Linked DNA regions of Homo sapiens: region 1 is linked to region 2. Evidence: chromatin loops called from intact Hi-C (ENCODE). Cell type or tissue: endothelial cell of umbilical vein. All regions are shown on one strand. Links, peaks and the distances in the headings refer to the core of each region. The heading gives the core; the rest is flanking DNA. Region 1 holds the start of ZNF30 (zinc finger protein 30). Region 2 holds the start of ZNF181 (zinc finger protein 181).

Region 1 (8,583 bases), core at 93-8,092, 190 kb after region 2:
CGGGCAGGGGGCTGACCCCCCCACCTCCCTCCCGGACGGGGCGGCTGGCCGGGCGGGGGACTGACCCCCCCCACCTCCCTCCCGGACGGGGTGGCTGCCAGGCGGAGACGCTCCTCACTTCCCAGACGGGGTGGCTGCCGGGCGGAGGGGCTCCTCACTTCTCAGACGGGGCGGCTGCCGGGCGGAGGGGCTCCTCACTTTTCAGACGGGGCGGTTGCCAGGCAGAGGGTCTCCTCACTTCTCAGACGGGGCGGCCGGGCAGAGACGCTCCTCACATCCCGGACGGGGCGGCAGGGCAGAGGCGCTCCCCACATCTCAGACGATGGGCAGCCGGGCAGAGACACTCCTCACTTCCTAGATGGGATGGCGGCCGGGAAGAGGCGCTCCTCACTTCCTAGATGGGATGGCGGCCGGGCAGAGACGCTCCTCACTTTCCAGACTGGGCAGCCGGGCAGAGGGGCTCCTCACATCCCAGATGATGGGCGGCCGGGCAGAGGGGCTCCTCACATCCCAGACGATGGGCGGCCAGGCAGAGACGCTCCTCACTTCCCAGACGGGGTGGCGGCCGGGCAGAGGCTGCAATCTCGGCACTTTGGGAGGCCAAGGCAGGTGGCTGGGAGGTGGAGGTTGTAGCGAGCCGAGATCACGCCACTGCACTCCAGCCTGGGCACCATTGAGCACTGAGTGAACGAGACTCCGTCTGCAATCCCGGCACCTCGGGAGGCCGAGGCTGGCGGATCACTCGCGGTTAGGAGCTGGAGACCAGCCCAGCCAACACAGCGAAACCCCGTCTCCACCAAAAAAATACGAAAACCAGTCAGGCATGGCGGCACGCACCTGCAATCGCAGGCACTCGGCAGGCTGAGGCAGGAGAATCAGGCAGGGAGGTTGCAGTGAGCCGAGATGGCAGCAGTACAGTCCAGCTTCGGCTCGGCATCAGAGGGAGACCGTGGAAAGAGAGGGAGAGGGAGACGGGAGAGGGAGAGGGAGACCTTCTGAGGACTGTCAACATAAGTTATAACATAACATATATAACATAACTTGTTATGTTATATTGTATATAACATAACTTATAACATAACTTATAGCATAAGTTACATATATGTAACATAGGTTACATAACTTATAACACCTTATAAGTCACTATGTAACTTATAACATTTCCTTTATTATTTATTGTCTGCTTCTCTCAATTCAAATTAAGGTAGATAAATTTCTTTGTTCACACATCTAGAAATGCATCTGCAACAGGGCGGGTGCTCAGTTAGTATTTGTTAAAACACACAGGAACCATGGCTTTACACCTGTTTACTCTCTCTAAATCAACCCTCAATGATTCCTTTCCCTCCACATTTATGATTGTTCAATGTTATCAGGAAGAGAAATAAATCATAATTTGAAGAAACAAAAATTTAATGGTAGCCACAATTATAGTAGAACCATTACCTCAACTGAATTCCTCACATCTCAGAACTCAGGATTCTGTACTTACCTCCCACTGGGACGTATCTTTTCCAGGCATCACAGATAATTTTCTTCTCCAGCTATCTTATGATTCTTTTTGTATAATTTCATTAATCAACATTAACAGCCTTCTAGGAATTGCTCACTTCACAAATGTTTTTTGGAGGTAATCTCAGTTCCCTATGAAGACTCTGTCTCTGCACTTCCAGATGAGAGGAAAATCACTCCCAGAAAGAGATGAGACAATGGAATCCCAAGCCTTTATCTCAGCGTTCGGATGACCTCTCTTGACAAATGCACAAGATAATACAACTGCGGCCACTATCCTAGTTGGAAACACAATTTGGTAAGTGGTTATTCTTTTCAGATAAACGTATGGAACTTAGACGAAATATATTTCAGGAAATGCAGTGAGAAACATTATAAGGGGGAAAGTTCTGCTCTCCTAGATTAGAACATCACTGACAGTGGCCAGAGAAAGTTTCCTGAGGGATCAGGGACTGTCATTTTCCACTGGATGCTCAGATTCCAGCTGTAGGGTTTGTGAGTATCCTTCCTCCCTCTTCCATGAGACAGCCTCATCTGAAATCTCCAATTTACCTCTGACGATTAAACACCTAGACCCTCACTATAGTCACACAAGTCTTCACTCAAAACACAAGGGCATAGCAGTAAGATTGCGATCCTTAGCTGTCATCTATGGAGTGATCACTTTTGAGGGGCACTTTTTGAATAAATCATTTCAAAATCATTTCAAAAATTTTCTCAAAAAAAAAACCCTATGATTTAAAAATTTCTTTGACATTCTAAGTATTCTACTAATCTATTTTATTTCTACCCACCATGGAACCCACATTTCCCTCTGCAAAATACAAATTTCTATTGTATTCACCCCTCACCCCTGAACATAAATTTATCCTCCCAAACAAATTTCTGCCCAGATGACATTTTGACGGCTATTTACACATCCCCATCTCAGAGAGCACATTGTACATAATTTGGCCCTTAATGCAGCCTCTATGAAAAGTCCTTTAATCAGGGGACTAGATGAGTCCTTATTTGTCTTGAATGTCTCTAGTTCCTCCAGGACAGAAGTGATCAGTGACCACAGCCAGTTCAGGAATCACAGGATATTGCAAATTTGTCTCCGATTGACATGAATTGGGTGGATTCTCACTCCAGGTCTATCACCTTCTTATTTGTTAATGAAATATTTGTCTTCAGACATTGTAATAGATACCCAATGAGTTTCAGAGGGTTTGAAAATGAACACTTTAGACATGAATAGCCTATATGGTGAACTTACAGAGGCAAAGCGACTGGTCAACAAACAGCTGCTCTACCAAAAAAGCCTGGAGTTACAAAGCAGATGAACATTTTTGCAGAGCTGGAAACTAATTCCAATAAGGCTAAAAACTTGCTACTGCTGGTAGGGAAAATCCTAACTATTGACAGTCAAATGCTTTTGATGCGAGGCTACTTAGGTTGATGTTGATAAGAGAAAAGTTCCCTTGTCCCCCTGGCAGGGCGTGCGATGGGGGTGTGGCTCGCTTCTTCAGTGTCCCGCTGCTCAAACCTCCAGGGGAGTATACAGACGGGCGGGCTGTGGGGCTCTGACCCCATGGCAGTGTCTAGGGGTGAATGTTTATAGCTGAAGCCCCAGTGGGCGTGTTACAGGATGCTCTTTAGCTGTCCGCAGGCGGCTTATGTTAGTCAATTCAATTAGATCCCTGCGTTATCGCAAGGACAGAGGGCTTTCATATCCCGGGGTTCCTGTCTTGGTGTACCAGAAGAATCAGATCACACATGGGCTTGGAGGATGACTGCAGGGTTTTGAGTGGAAGTAGCTCTCAACAGTTGGGGGAGCCAGAAGGGAAATGGTTTTCCCCTGGAATCGGGCTGCTCCGCAGCACCGGCTCTCCTTGGACTGCCCCAGCCAAACTCCGCGTCCTTCTGGTGGGTGGCCTGCCCGCGTGCCAGCGTCTGTCATGTCTTCTTCCGCCAACATGTTCCTCTGGATGTCCAGCGGCTTGTGTGTCTGCTTGCTAGGGTCTCAGAGTATTTATAGGGACAGGATGGGGGCGGGAACAGGATGGGGGCGTGGCAGGCCAGGGTGGTCTTGGGAAACGCAACATTTGGGCAGGAAAACAAAAATGCCTGCCCTCACCTAGGTCAGTTGGCACAGGGCCAGGGGTGGAGCCCTAGCCAGGGACCACACCCTCCTGTACCCAGCACCTCCCTTTCCCCCTTCCATATCATTTAAAGGGACCCCGCCCTTCCCTCCCCAGCACTCCCCTTCCCCACCTCCTTATCAATGTCATCACCCTGGACTGACTCCAGGAATCACTGTAATGTGGGCTTAATAAGAACAGAGCTCGGCTGGCCGCGGTGGCTCACCCTGTCATCCCAGCACTTTGGGAGGCTGAGGCGGGTGGATCGCTTGAGCCCAGGAGTTCGAGACTAGCCTGGGCAAGATGGCAAAACCCCATTTCTACAAAAAATATACAAAAATTAGCCAGGTGTAGTGGCGCGCCCCTGTAGTCTCAGCTACTCTGGAGGCCGAGGTGGGAGAATCACTTGAACCTGGGAGGCAGAGGTTACAGTAAGCCGAGATAGCGCCACTGCATTCCAGTCTGAGCGACAGAGGGAGACCCTGTCTCAAAACAAAACAAAAACAAAACAAACAAAAAGCGGAGCTGACAGTCAAGGTGAATTTCACGTTTGCCTGTATTCAGTTTTAGCATTACATAAACCAAAAGAAGAATGCCATAAAGGCTACAGGCAGCTAATACAGAGAGGTGTTACTGGAAAAGGAACCAGAAAGAGTAAATATCTCCTAAACGTATGATGGGACAGAAAGATAAATGCCTATTACATATAGTTAATATCTGTTTGATTAGCCTTATTTACATTCTCCTTTTAAAAGGTCTTACATTTAGCATCTTAGATAGAACCCACAAAATTTAAATATTTAATAGAAACTTAAAATTCCTGTATCAGAGGACAGAAATATATTTTTCTCACACGTGATTAGTCTAATTGCCACTATTAATCCTATTAATATTCTGTTAAATAATAGCATTTCTGTAGCGAAAAGCAAACAGTACGGAAAGATAATTTCAAACACCTAGTTTTCATATTTTTGTGTTAAAGTAATAACATATTTTGGTATAGATTATCATTTTTTGTTTGTTTTTGTTTTTGCTTTTTCTGACCTGGTGTGTTAATGCCCTGGGTTGGCCCTCTAAGAAGCTGGCCACCTACTTCGGGCCTCAGGTGTCAGACGCCCCAGCTTCGAGGTCTATGGCTCCCAGCAACTCGAGCGCCTGCGCCTGCGCATTCTCAGCCGGACGGGAGCGCCCAGAAGTCTCCGGGCGCCGGTGGGCGGCCTTGTGGACTGCGCCGGGCATGCTCGGCGGTGTGACGGCTCAGGACTGCATTTCCCAGAGGCTGCAGCTATCCGGCCAATGTAGCCTGAAACTACATTTCTCAGCGGCCACTGGAACGACCTCAATCTCTGCCTCCTCGCCAGTTCATTGTGGTCGTTGACCCGGCAGCGAGCTTTGGAGTTCATCGAGGGAGAAGTCAGCGCCCAGCTCCGAGGTTGGAGCAGCCCCGCCGGGCAACTTGAATTTCTGCAAACGAACACAGCACCGGGAGCTCTGCAGACCTGTGTCGGCGCGGAACCCGGACTGAGACATGCGTGAGCGTTGGGTGGACCGGGCGAGGATCCCGGGCCGGCGAGTGCGGGAGCGGCAGGGCAGGGAGGGTGCGTCGGCCGGGGCCGGTGTGCATCCGCGAAGACTGGGTGCATGGCCTCCATGCGAACCTGAGCTATTAATATTTGTTACTATTTTGGATAAAATCACTGTAATTGATTTATGTAAAGGAGCAAAAGACTCTTCAACTCTCAGTTTAAAAAGGAAACGATAGTTATGATACCTTTTGCATGCAGCGGGAAGAAATGGGATTGCCAGGAAGCCTCTTCTTGTTTGGAAAAAACTGTATAAAGTATTTACACCTTTTAAAGATGAGAGCAATGTCATCTGAAAATTATCAGTGCAGGGAAAAGGACTTCAAAGGATCTGTTGTGCAGATTACTTAACTAATGACAAAATTATGTAAGAAAGGAGAGCAAGATGACAGCTGTAAACATTTCCATCAATCTCCATATTGCACAGAAATAGGACCCAGCTTTTTCTTAAGGTTCTTCAATTTTGCATTATCCCACAGCAGTAGCTCTCTCTCTCTAGCTGCTAGGGGACAGAGGAAATTGAAATGTCAGAGAATCTTTTCTGTTGGTTTTTTATTTGTTTGTTTTTAAAGAAGAGTTGCTCTTAATTTTTTAGTTAGAATTAAAAGAAAGCATGCCAGAGAAACTTACGTTTTAAGTAAAAAGTGGAAACAGGTCGGGTGCCATGGCTCATGCCTGTAATCCCAGCACTTTGGGAAGCTGAGGCGGGTGGATTGCCTGAGCTCAGGAGTTCGAGACCACCAACATGGCAACATGGTGAAACCCCGTCTCTACTAAAAATATAAAAATTAGCCAGGCATGGTGGCGTGCGCTTGTAGTCACAGCTACTTGAGAGGCGGAGGTGGGAGAAGTGCTTGAAGCTGGGAGGCGGCGGAGGTTGCAGTGAGTGGAGATGGCACCACCGCAATCCAGCCTGGGCGACAGAGCGAGATCCCTTCTCTAAAAAAAAAAAAATATATATATATATATATATATATATATATATATAGATAGATAGATAGATAGATACATAAATTAAATTAAGTGGAAACAAGTGTTTAATTAAAATGAAATAAAGGATGTATAATGTTTACGTAATAACTCCAATGCAGTAGTGCCCCCTTAATCGGCAGTTTCACTTTCTTCACTTTGTTACCCTCAGTCAACCATGATCTGAAAATAGGTGATTTTGGTACAATAAGATATTTTGAGAGAGAGGGGCCATGTTCACATAACTTTTATTACAGTATGCTATTATAGTTGTTCTATTTTATTATTAGTTATTGCTATTACTCAATTATGGTGGCCGGGTGCGGTGGCTCACGCCTGTAATCCCAGCACTTTGGGATACTGAGATGGGTGGATCAATTGAGGTCAGGAGTTCGAGACCAGCCTGGCCAACATGGTGAAACCCTGTCTCTAGTAAAAATACAAAAATTAGCCAGGCGTGGTGGTGGGCACCTGTAATCCCAGCTACTTGGGAGGCTCCCAGGAGGTGGAGGTTGCAGTGAGCCAAGATCACACCACTGCACTCCAGCCTGGGCAACAGAGTGAGACCCTGTCTCAAACAAACAAACAAACAGAAAAATAAAAATCTCTTATGGTGCCTAATTTATAAATTAAACTTAATCATAGGTGTGTATGTATAAGAAAAAACATAGTATATATGGGGTTCCGTCAGACATCTACTGAGGATCTTAGAGTGTATCTCCCCCCTGTGGATAAGAGGGAGCTACCATAGTAAGAGCTAACTCGGCTGCGCGCGGTGGCTCACGCCTGTAATCCCAGCACTTTGGGAGGCTGAGGCGGGCGGATCACGAAGTCAGGAGATGGAGACCATCCTGGCCAACATGGTGAAATTCCGTCTCTACTAAAAATACAAAACTTAGCTGGGCGTGACTATGCGCCTGTAGTCCTAGCTACTCGGGAGGGAGGCAGAGGCAGGAGAATCACTTGAATCTGGGTGGCGTAGGTTGCCGTGAGCCAAGATGGCGCCACTGCACTCACTCCAGCCTGGGTGACAGGGCGAGACTCCGTCTCAAAAAATAAAACAAAACAAAACAAAACAAAAGAGCCAACTCATGTTAAGCAAGTATTCTATTAACTTTTGGGGTGGGTTTTCTTATTCTTCAGGACAACCACATGTTGGAGCTGATACTCCTATTACTATTTTAGTGATGAGAAAACTGAGCCATATTAGTAACTGCCTGATCATTTTCTCCTATGTTCTCTACCTCCCGTGTCTTGACCAACCTCAGATTTATACTGTCACCATTAAAGAAGCTCTGGATTGGGTGATATGGACTCTTTCTTAGGCTTAGAACGTGGGAATGGAGTGAGGAGAATCTGTTCAAGAGAAGACTGTGCAACCCAATTTGAGACCTAGATCAACATTCCCAAAATGGGGGCCTGGTGGGAAAGCTTGTGTCTGATTCTGCCTTCCTTAAGAAGTGCCACACCTCTGCGATCAACTCTGTACAGCTTAGTTAACTGGGGCTTGAATTCCACTGTTCTCCAAATTTTGTTTGAGGGTGTTTGTAGCACAGTTTGGAAGCTGAAATGAAGGGACAGGAAGGTTTATTAATGTATGTCATTGAGAACACTAAAGCCTCCTTTTCTCCTCTCTGGATTTTCTAGCTTTTGAACTTCTCAGATAGAGGAACCCCAGTGAAGACTGATCAGTTCTTACAATTCTCAAAGCATGGCCCATGTAAGTTGGTGTTTCTTCTTGAAATATGGGGATTTTTATATTACGTGGCTATTTTCCTTAATTGACCTGAAGCATTCTTCATCAGAATGTACCATCTAATTGCCTACTTGATTCCTTCTGTTTGGCGGAATGATGTCAAAGTATCGTTTCCTCCTTACGAGGTCCTCATTTCTAATCGGTGTTCATGAATTCATTGAGCAAGTTACGAAGCAGGTAAATAGTAAGTCTTAGCTGAAAGGCTGTGATAGAGCAGTGGAGGATTGAAGTCCCGTGGCAGAAGTATTTGAGCTTCCTACATCCATCTGTGGTTTGATGAGTTTGATCTGTTGGCTTCATCTGGCCACACATCAGAAGATTTGAAGTTTTCCACAGAGCTGATAAGATGGAATTTTGTATTGATTGGTCTCAATATGATGAGATAACATGCTCTATGAGGCTTTTAAGATTGAGTGGGGATGTGATTATGATGTGAAACATTGATATCATGGTTCTTCTTGGGATGCCTGAGAGTGATACTAAGGTCAATTTTGTTATGGAATGGGACCTGCCAGACTTGGACAACATGCATTTGGTTCTGAGTCATTTTCACCCTAATCCACTAACTCAAGAACAGCCAAATGGCCAGGTGCAGTGGCTCACACCTGTAAACCCAGGACCTTGGGAGCCCCAGGTGGGA
Region 2 (8,583 bases), core at 382-8,381:
CCAAGGTGGGTGGATCACTGGAGGTCAGGAGTTGGAGATCAGCCTGGCCAACATGGTGAAATCCCGCCTCTACTGAAAATACAAAAATTAGCCAGGCGTGGTGGTGTGTGATGGTAGTCCCAGCTACTCCACAGGCTGAGAAAGGAGACTCACTTGAACCCAGGAGGCACAGGTTGGAGTGAGCTGAGATCGTGCCACTGCACTCCAGCCTAGGAGACAGAGAGAGACTCTGTCTCAAAAAAAAAAAAAAAAGAAATTAAAAAAATAAAATAGAAATAGAATAATATATCCTTAATCTAACAAAGCATCTACCAAAAATTCCTAAATTAAACTTCCTATTTAATGGTGAAATATCAAAAGCTATCCTTTTGAATCCGGATGAAGCGTATCCAGAAAAGAAGGAAAGAATAGGGCAAGGAGGAAGAGACAGGAGAGGACAGCGGGGAAAAGGAGGGAGTGTGAGCTGCACCCGTGTAACCTGCCTGCCCCAGCTCCTCCACAGCCAGGCTGTCCTCCCCACCCACCCCGCCCCTCCACCATGGGTCTCTCTGCTATGGGACCACTCCCCGCTCAGCAGGCTCTCGAGCTCCAGCCCCTCTCCAGGAAATCTCATCTCCCAAAACTCTGCCCAGAACTCTAAAGTGAAGCCAGAGTTGAGGGAGCTCCTCCTCCAGTGTCAACCTGGCTCCCACCTCCCAGTGTGGGAGAAAAGCAAAGCGGGTGAGCTGGGAGGAGTGCAGGCTTTGGGGACAGGCCATTCTCCAGGTGTCAGCCTGGCCGCAGGGCCAATGGTGCCTGGCAGAGAACCACAGGGCTCAGTAAGCAGAGGCCACGCAAGCCCTAAGGTCAGATTTGAGTAGGAGCCAGTGTGGCCAGGTGGGCAGGGGCCCTGGTTGAGGTGACCAGAAATCCCATCAGCACCACTGGGTCTCTTAGAAGATACTCAAGTTCCCAAAACAACTGGGGGTTAGAGGCAGGGGATTAGTCAGACCTCACCTTGGACAGCAGCCCCAGCCCTGTCTCAGCCCCAGGGACACCAGGGCATGGGGCTGTCACAAGGAAGCTGGCTGAAGGCCAGGTGCCTGTGCCTTGACTGAGGGACACGGCTCAGGTCAGTTTGCTCCATGACTCCTGGGACCCTACAGACCCCACTCCGTGTTCTCCTGCAGCCCAGTGCACAGCACGCTGCTCTGCTGTGCCAGGTTGTGTTGTGTTGAGTTGTGCTGTGTCATGTGCTGTGTCACTGTTCCTGCAGACTCCCTGTCCGGGAGCTCTAGGGCCCTGACCTCTAAGAAGCCCCAGCCCCGAGCCAGCCTCAGGCAAGGTCTGCATCCCTGCTGCCTCCGCTTCCCTGGCTCAGCCTTGAAGCTCCCGCTGACCCCTCTGCCACTCACCAACCACCCATCACCCCCTACTTAGAGGCCAGGAAGCAGCAGGGGTCGTTTCCCCCTTCTCTTCACCCTTTCTCTCTTCCCTCCATTCTCCAGGACATACAACTCCAACAGAAACCAGAAATCCTGCAAATGCCCTGACCCACCCACCAACCCCAGGGCACCTCCTGCCCAGGTATTTGGCACAGGGGATGCCCTCACACCGACCCCATCATGTGCCCTCGTGGCCCCGAGGCTGTAGCATGGGATGCCTGTCTGGCCCTGGACCTGCCCTGGGCCCTGCCCTCTGCCACCGCTCACAGGACAAACCCAAACAATTGCTGTCCTCCCTCTGAAATGGTGGTCATGGGGGTGCAGGGAAGGCCTCACGTCCCTCCTGTGCCCAGGCCCCTCACCCCAACACTCTGGCTGGCTGCATCTGCTGCCCAGAGCCCTTGGTCACCAGGCGTGCAGCCTGGACCACGCTGATGGCAAGGGAGGCCCTTCCTAAGCCTAGAGGTGGTCTAAACCTTCATGGAACTGCTGGTCACAGTGCCAGCCAGAGTCCCAGGTGACGCTGAGATAGCTCAAAGTGGTGCATGGGAGATGTCTGATATCAACCCTCTCCTGGAGGTAGATGATGTCTCCAGCCTGGTGACTTCCCTGGCCTCCAGCCACCACCACCCCCAGTGTCCCCAAGGCTGAAGGTGCAAGCTTGCCCTGGCCCTGGTCCTGGCATAGAAAGTGCACGATCTGGTCATGTCATGCAGGTGAGGATACTTGTGTGCCAGGTAACCTCAGGCAGGCATGGTGGCGCTTGTGGGGCAATCCTGTAACCTGCAGTGTGGTGGGTGGGATGGGTGTGTGTGACACAGGCAGGAACTACTCCTGATGGCAGCTGACGACCCACATGTGTACTGGGTGGGTGCCAATGGGAGTAGCAGGTGAGTGGCTGAGCACAGGCAGGTGAATGAGTGACAGCTACACAAACCCCACCACTGAGCACGTCCCTCCCAGGGCAAAGCAGATCAGATCACAGGCCCAGCCCTGGGAGGCCCAGAGGAGCCTCAGGTCCTCAGGAAGGCTCCTGGCCCTCTTCGCCCTAGGAGGACCCCCCCCCCGCCCCAAGCCGGCTCCACCTGTAGCTGTGGGCGTGGGAGGGAGACAGAGCGCTCTGGCGGCCAGAGAAGGAAGGAAGATGGAGGGAGGGCGGACTTCTGCTCCCTGACGCTGCTGCTAGGCCCCCTGCGGCCCTCCTGGAGCCCACACCTTTCAGCTGCAGTCTCCCAGCCTTCGTCCCCAGGACGAAGCCCACTAAGCCAGTGCTTTTCCACTGCAGCTGGCTGTTCCGCTTGGGGAGGGTTCCCAGATTGTGCAAAGTGAGGAAGGGTCCCCTGTCCCTGCCCCGCAGGGCCCCCACTCCAGGCCTCCCCCATCTCTCCCTGTCTCTCTCAGAGGTAGAGGCAGCATTAAATTAAAATTTAATTAAAATATTAAAAATAAAGTAAAAAATTCAAATATACAACAGTAGACTGTCTGGCTTGCATACAAAGAAGGCCATTGCCCCTTTGGGTGAGCCGGGCAAGGTCAGGGTCTAAGAAGCGCCTCTGGTGAGAAGCGGTTGTCAGGCTCTGATGGCTGCGGGAGGAGTGACTCCTCCCAGGATGAGGGTCTGTGTCCTCTCAGTGCTCACTCAAGTTCCGTATTTCCAAGTCCTTCCAGGGGGCGTAACGCACGTGAGAACTGCCATTTCTGTCACAGATACGTGGCCGCATGCATTTCCAGGAAATGTCCTTGGTTCGCGAACTACAGCTGGCACAATCCAGCCCAGGGCGTTCTGTGAGCTGTAGTCTCCAGCAAGTGAATTCCAAAAAAACCTCAAAGACCTCAAAGACCATACAGGGTGGACAGCGTAGTAGCAGGGTTTGGGAAGAGAGGAGCTCTTTTGCTAGCAAAGGCGAGAGCTCGCCTGGTACAAGGTCTGCCCACGTCCCGGGAGATAAACATTAGTGTGAGCGCACGCTAGACCCAGAAGAGTTTGCCACGGCCGCACGGTTTTCTGGGAAGTGTAGTTTCTTGGTCCCGGCGCCATTGTCCTTAAAAGTAGAGGGTGGCCCTTGGTTCCGAGGTGTATCTTTCACCTCATCAGTATGACTATATGCCCCAGGACACTTCCCGCATGGTCCTAACTGCCGGGCTCTGGGACGACAGCCCCAGGCGGTTTAGTTTTTTAGGAAACCGAGATCTGTTTGCCCGCGGCGCCCCAGGTCCGCGCGGCCGCAGAGACTCCTGGGAAGTGTGGTCTTCCGGTACCTGCGGTTCGTTGCGCCTGGAATTTTGTCCCCTGCGCGGATGATTCTGGGAAATGTCGATCGGCTGTGGGCGGCGCACTGGGTCCGCCCCGCTGTAGCCTCAGGCCTGACGGCGACTCCCAGGCTCCGGGACGATTCTGGGCAGTGTCGTCCCCAGAGGTCGGCGGCCGTTGCCCGCTCACCAGCGACGCGGGGCGCCTGCGGGGACGGTGAGGCCCTGCTGAGGACTCCGGCCAGTATGAGTCCCGGGGGCGGCGGCGGGGCTCAGGCCCTGGGTCTGCCCCGCGGTGTGACCCCGGCCGGTGCCTTGGTTTTCCTGGCCTTCATGTCCTCCTATGTAAACGCGGGGTGATGACGGCGCCGACCTCTTGGCGCTGTTGTGAGAGTGAAGTGGGCGCGTGGTTAGACGCCAGCCACAGTTGTCTTTGGGTTATGTCGTCATGAAGCCGGCGCTCTACAGTTGTGTAACCTTGAACAAATGGGTTCAGTATCTTGGAATTTCAGTTTTGTCATCGTTTAAAAAATAGATCTGGAAAAATGTGAACGCACACCGTGCATAGTGGTGAAGACTGAACGAGCTGATAAAGTTTTTACCATTGTTTTATGAGGATTTTATTTACAGAGTAATTGATTTTCCTCGCAGGTGGCACCTGGTAAATGGTTAGCCCTTGCGGAGAAACACCCTGTTAGTTCCCAGGGAGAGATTGGCGCCCTGGAGAGTGATTACCAGTGTGCCTTTCCATTATGGTGTGTCACAGGTGCCGCAAGATAAGCCTGATTTTTCATGACTGCTTTTTCCTGCCCTTCTGTGCCCTCAGGACACTGCCCATCTCTAAGATAAGAGCCTGGAAAGAGGACTCTGTTGGCTGTTGGAAATTGCAGAGTAATGCCTCAGGTAGGTCGGTGTGTCCGCAAATCTTCCTGAAACACTTTATCAGGACTGTGTGTTTGCTTTGCTTCTCCTGCCTGTTCCCACCTAACCAAGTCCATTTAAGGGACTGGATCCATGGTTCCTTTCAGTATAGGAAGGACGGAGCCCACAGGAGAGCTCCAAGGTATTATCCTCCTCACCCAGTGTTCCTCTTTTCTACAGTTTTCTGCTAGAAGACTTTCTAGTCTTGCCAACATTTTAAAACTGTAATTCACAATGCAACTTTGGAATGTAAGGTTATTCGGTTTATGGTTGTCAAAACTGTACCATGTGGTCTCAAGTGAAGAGATGCTTGCAGTCATCCTTGATTCTTCCCTTTGACTTATACCTATATTCAGATCCTCTAGTTGGAGCTAAGCTATACACTGTATACAGAATCTGACCATTAGTTACCCCAGCACTACCACCACCACTACCACCCCGGTAGTGATAGCAATAAAGCCACCTGGATTATTGCGGTAGCCTCCTAGCTGGATTCCCTGCATCTGCCCTTAACCCTCATCAGTCTGTTCTCAGTACAGCTGTGACCGTGGTCCTATTGTTACATAAATTCCTGTCATTCCTCAACCTATAATTTTTCAGTGGCTCTAACTGAGTCACTTCTGCAATGACCTATTTGTACAATTAGGCCATTACCTTTCTGATCCCACCTTCCTTCTCTGCCTCCTCATTCCTGTGAGCTCTAGCCACTGTCACTAGTTGCTGTGCCATCGACGTGGAATATTCTTCCCCCACATACGCACAAACTTGCATCCTTATCTTCTTCGTGTGTTTGTTCCGTGGTTACTTTCTCAGAAAAGCTTCCCTGAATGGCTATTTGCAATCGCAGTCACCTTCCCTCGCCTAGCACTTCCACTCCTCCATCACTGCTTTGTTGTTTTCCACAGTGTGTGTCACTCACTAGCTGATGTACTGTATGTTCAGTATATGCACATGCTCATTGTCTGTTCCTGGTGGGAGGAATCTTTTTTCTTTTTTGTTGTCTGTTATAGCTTCAGTACCCAGAGGGTTACCTGGCACCAAATAGATGCTTAGTAAGTAATTGTGGAGTGAATAAGATGAGTAATGACGAACTGGTGGGGCAGAATCATGGCATGGAAGGTGAAGCTTGCATAGGAGGGGATGTGAGTAGCAGATGTACATGTTGGGTGAAGTCTGTTTTCTTGGAGAAGTTAGATAATTAGAATTGAAAAACTGGTGTGGTGGTACATGCCTGTTTTTCCAGCTATTCGGGAGGGTGATGAGTTGAGAAAATTTCTTGAACCCTGTGGTGTGCGGCTGCAGTGAGCTATGATTATGTCACTGCACTCCAGCCTGGCGGCAGAGCAAGAAAAAAGTAACAGCTAAAGTGAACTAATGCCAAAATCATTCATTGGTTCATCTTCTAAACACTTAGGAAGTATCTGTTAGGAAAAGTTGTACATGGATTTTGGTGTACACTGACACACAGGACTTCATGATCTAGTGCAGTATTGTCTAAGAGAACTTTCTGCAGTGGTGGAAGTGCTCTGCATGTGTACTGGTCAGTACAGTAGCCACCAGCCCTGTATGACTATTGAGTACTTGAACTGTGGCTTAAGCAACTGAGAAACTGAATTTTAAACTTTACTTATTTTATTTTTACATTTTAATTAATTTAAATGTATGTAGCCAAATTGCCTAGTGGCTACTGTATTGAGGATTGCAGCACTGGTAGAAAAGTAAGAAAGCATAAGAAATTAAAATAAATGCCAGGACAGATAGGCTATGTTCTTTTGGGGACAGAGATGAGTGAACACCCCAGGCTGCCCAGACAACTGAAGGGGAAGAAGGAAGCATCCCTGGCTCTAACTTGTAATAACCTGTTCATCATAAAGCTATGAGAAATGTTTTTTTGATTTGGGATAAAGGGAATTAACTAACACAGTGGCAACTCCAATTAACAGGTGAATTTAGGATAAATTATGTGTAGCAAATTGAACTGTAAGGTCTTACTTGATTATTTGGAAAATGTATGTATTGGATTGTATCTGCTTGGCTATAAAAAAGAGATTTCTTCCTGTCCTTTTAATCTCATTAGTGGATTGCCTGTGAAGTGCATCACAGTTGATTTAGTGATTATTAAGTAATAAAACTGTGTTCTTTTTTTCTACATTTGTGGAGAGGATTTTCTGCCATTGGCAGGAGATTTGAATTTTAATTATTTTCCCAACACCTGGCAAAAATAAATTCTGCCTTTAAAACCAAAGACGAGTATCACTGGTGAACATGCATGCAAAATATCCAAATAATGTAATACAATGCTGAATTAACTCTCAGAGCTAAAAAATTACCACAGGCAAGCAGTCTGTTTCACAAATCAAAGACAGTAATAATGCTGTATTAAATAGATGTATTTTTTGTACATATTATAATTTGACTAGCCAATAAACTATTATTGAATATTTAAGCTTCCAAAGTTTTACTAAAAAGTAATATTGTGAAATGAGTACTATTGAAAGGAATTTCTAAGCCACATCTGTGAACATTTCCTTATTTTCTTTGAAACGTACCCCTTTATTTTTTTCCCTTTACTTTCAGGTCTTATTTAAGGACTATCTAAGGCAGTGGTGCCCAACCTTTTTGGCACCAGGGATCGGTTTTGTGGAAGACAGTTTTTCCACAGAAGCAGGAGGTGGTGGTTTGGGGGTGAAACTGTTTCACCTCAGATCATCAGGCATTAGTTCAATTCACATAAGGGGCGTGCAACCTTAATCCCTTGCATGCGCACTTCACAGTAGGGATTGCGCTCCTATGAGAGTCTAATGCCATAGCTGATCTGACAGGAGGCAGGGCTCAGGTGATAAAAGTCATTTGCCTGCCACTCATCTCCTGCTCTGTGGCCTGATTTCTAACAGGCCACAGACTGGTACCAGTGGTTATGTACCCCTAACCATCAGGGGATTAGGGACCCCTGATCTATGGCATGAAACCATCCTTCAGTCTTTTCACCCAGGGGTCTCATATTTTAATAATTGTCTATCAGTACAAAGTTTAAGTATACACCATAAATATATTTTTCTTTTTTGTTTATGAATCAGTTATGTGTATATTTTAGTCCATTGGTGCTGCTATAACAGAATACCACAGACTGAGTAATAGAAATTGACTTCTCATGGTTTTGGAGCCTGGGAAGTCCAAGATCAAGGGGCAGGCATCCAGCAAGGGCCTTCTTGCTGTGTCCTTTTATGGTGGAAGGGCGAAGAGAAGAGAGAGAACCAAAAAGGGGCCCAAACTCATTTTTTAAATAAGGAAGTCACTCCTAATGATGATGACATTAATCCATTCATGAGGGCAGAGCCCTCAAGGCCTAATCATCTCCTAAGGTCTCACCTCTCAAAACTGTTACAGCGGCGATTAAGTTCAATACACGCGTTTTGGGGGTCACAATCAAACCATAACAGTGTATGTCTATTAGTCTTTAATATAAAGGTTTTTTTTTTGTTTTTGTTTTTTTTTTTGAGACAGAGTCTTGTTCTATTACCCAGGCTGGAGTGCAGTGGCGCAACCTCCGCCTCTTGGGTTCAAGCCATTCTCCTGCCTCAGCCTCCCAAGTAGTTGGGATTACAGGTGTGAGCCACCACACCCAGCTGCCCATTTTTTGTGAGCCTTAGTGGATCATCCTGAGTATCCCATTTGAGAGACAATCACTTTACCCTCATTTTTTAATTACTTACCTAGCAGTTAAGCTGTAAAAGATATAACTAAATACTTGACTCTGTGCTGTCAAATGTCAAATGCTGATTTTTAAAAATTCATGTATTTCTGTAACTTTTAGCAAAATTAACTCTACTGAAGCAAAGCTCTCATATTTGTTTCTCACCTTTATTGTATAATAATTCTAAGCACATAACTGTCCCCCTTATTGTATAGTAATTCCAACTACATAACTGTCCTATTATTACTTAACTGAGATCACATTCCCAATCATTGCCACAACTCCTGAATCTTG

What was found. Peaks named below come from ENCODE experiments on the same cell type or tissue, not always from the same donor. Only the 100,000 strongest peaks of a DNase experiment are listed, where the experiment ranks them.
Region 1: it touches region 2 in a loop (2.6-fold over the local background); 17 of 110 quality-filtered maps call a loop at or near these places.

Annotation. Positions count from the first base shown.
Region 1 is chr19:34,922,050-34,930,632 of GRCh38, forward strand. It overlaps ZNF30 (zinc finger protein 30), which reads left to right and starts at 4,854. Exons shown (of 5, transcript NM_194325.3): 1 at 4,854-5,167; 2 at 7,835-7,907. The coding sequence starts at 7,899. It overlaps ZNF30-AS1 (ZNF30 antisense RNA 1), which reads right to left and starts at 4,777. Exons shown (of 3, transcript NR_110749.1): 1 at 4,680-4,777; 2 at 1,493-1,785; 3 at 966-1,002. In endothelial cell of umbilical vein, for the core only: no CTCF peak of the experiment used is centred there; a DNase peak (open chromatin) is centred at 4,872; H3K4me3 peaks cover 1,036 bases; H3K27me3 peaks cover 155 bases.
Region 2 is chr19:34,730,470-34,739,052 of GRCh38, forward strand. It overlaps ZNF181 (zinc finger protein 181), which reads left to right and starts at 3,774. Exons shown (of 4, transcript NM_001029997.4): 1 at 3,774-4,577. The coding sequence starts at 4,569. RefSeq lists silencers at 891-1,101, 3,807-3,856, 3,957-4,016 and enhancers at 2,622-2,681, 2,899-3,416, 3,137-3,526. In endothelial cell of umbilical vein, for the core only: no CTCF peak of the experiment used is centred there; DNase peaks (open chromatin) are centred at 3,452, 3,712 and 4,052; H3K4me3 peaks cover 1,714 bases; H3K27ac peaks cover 1,211 bases.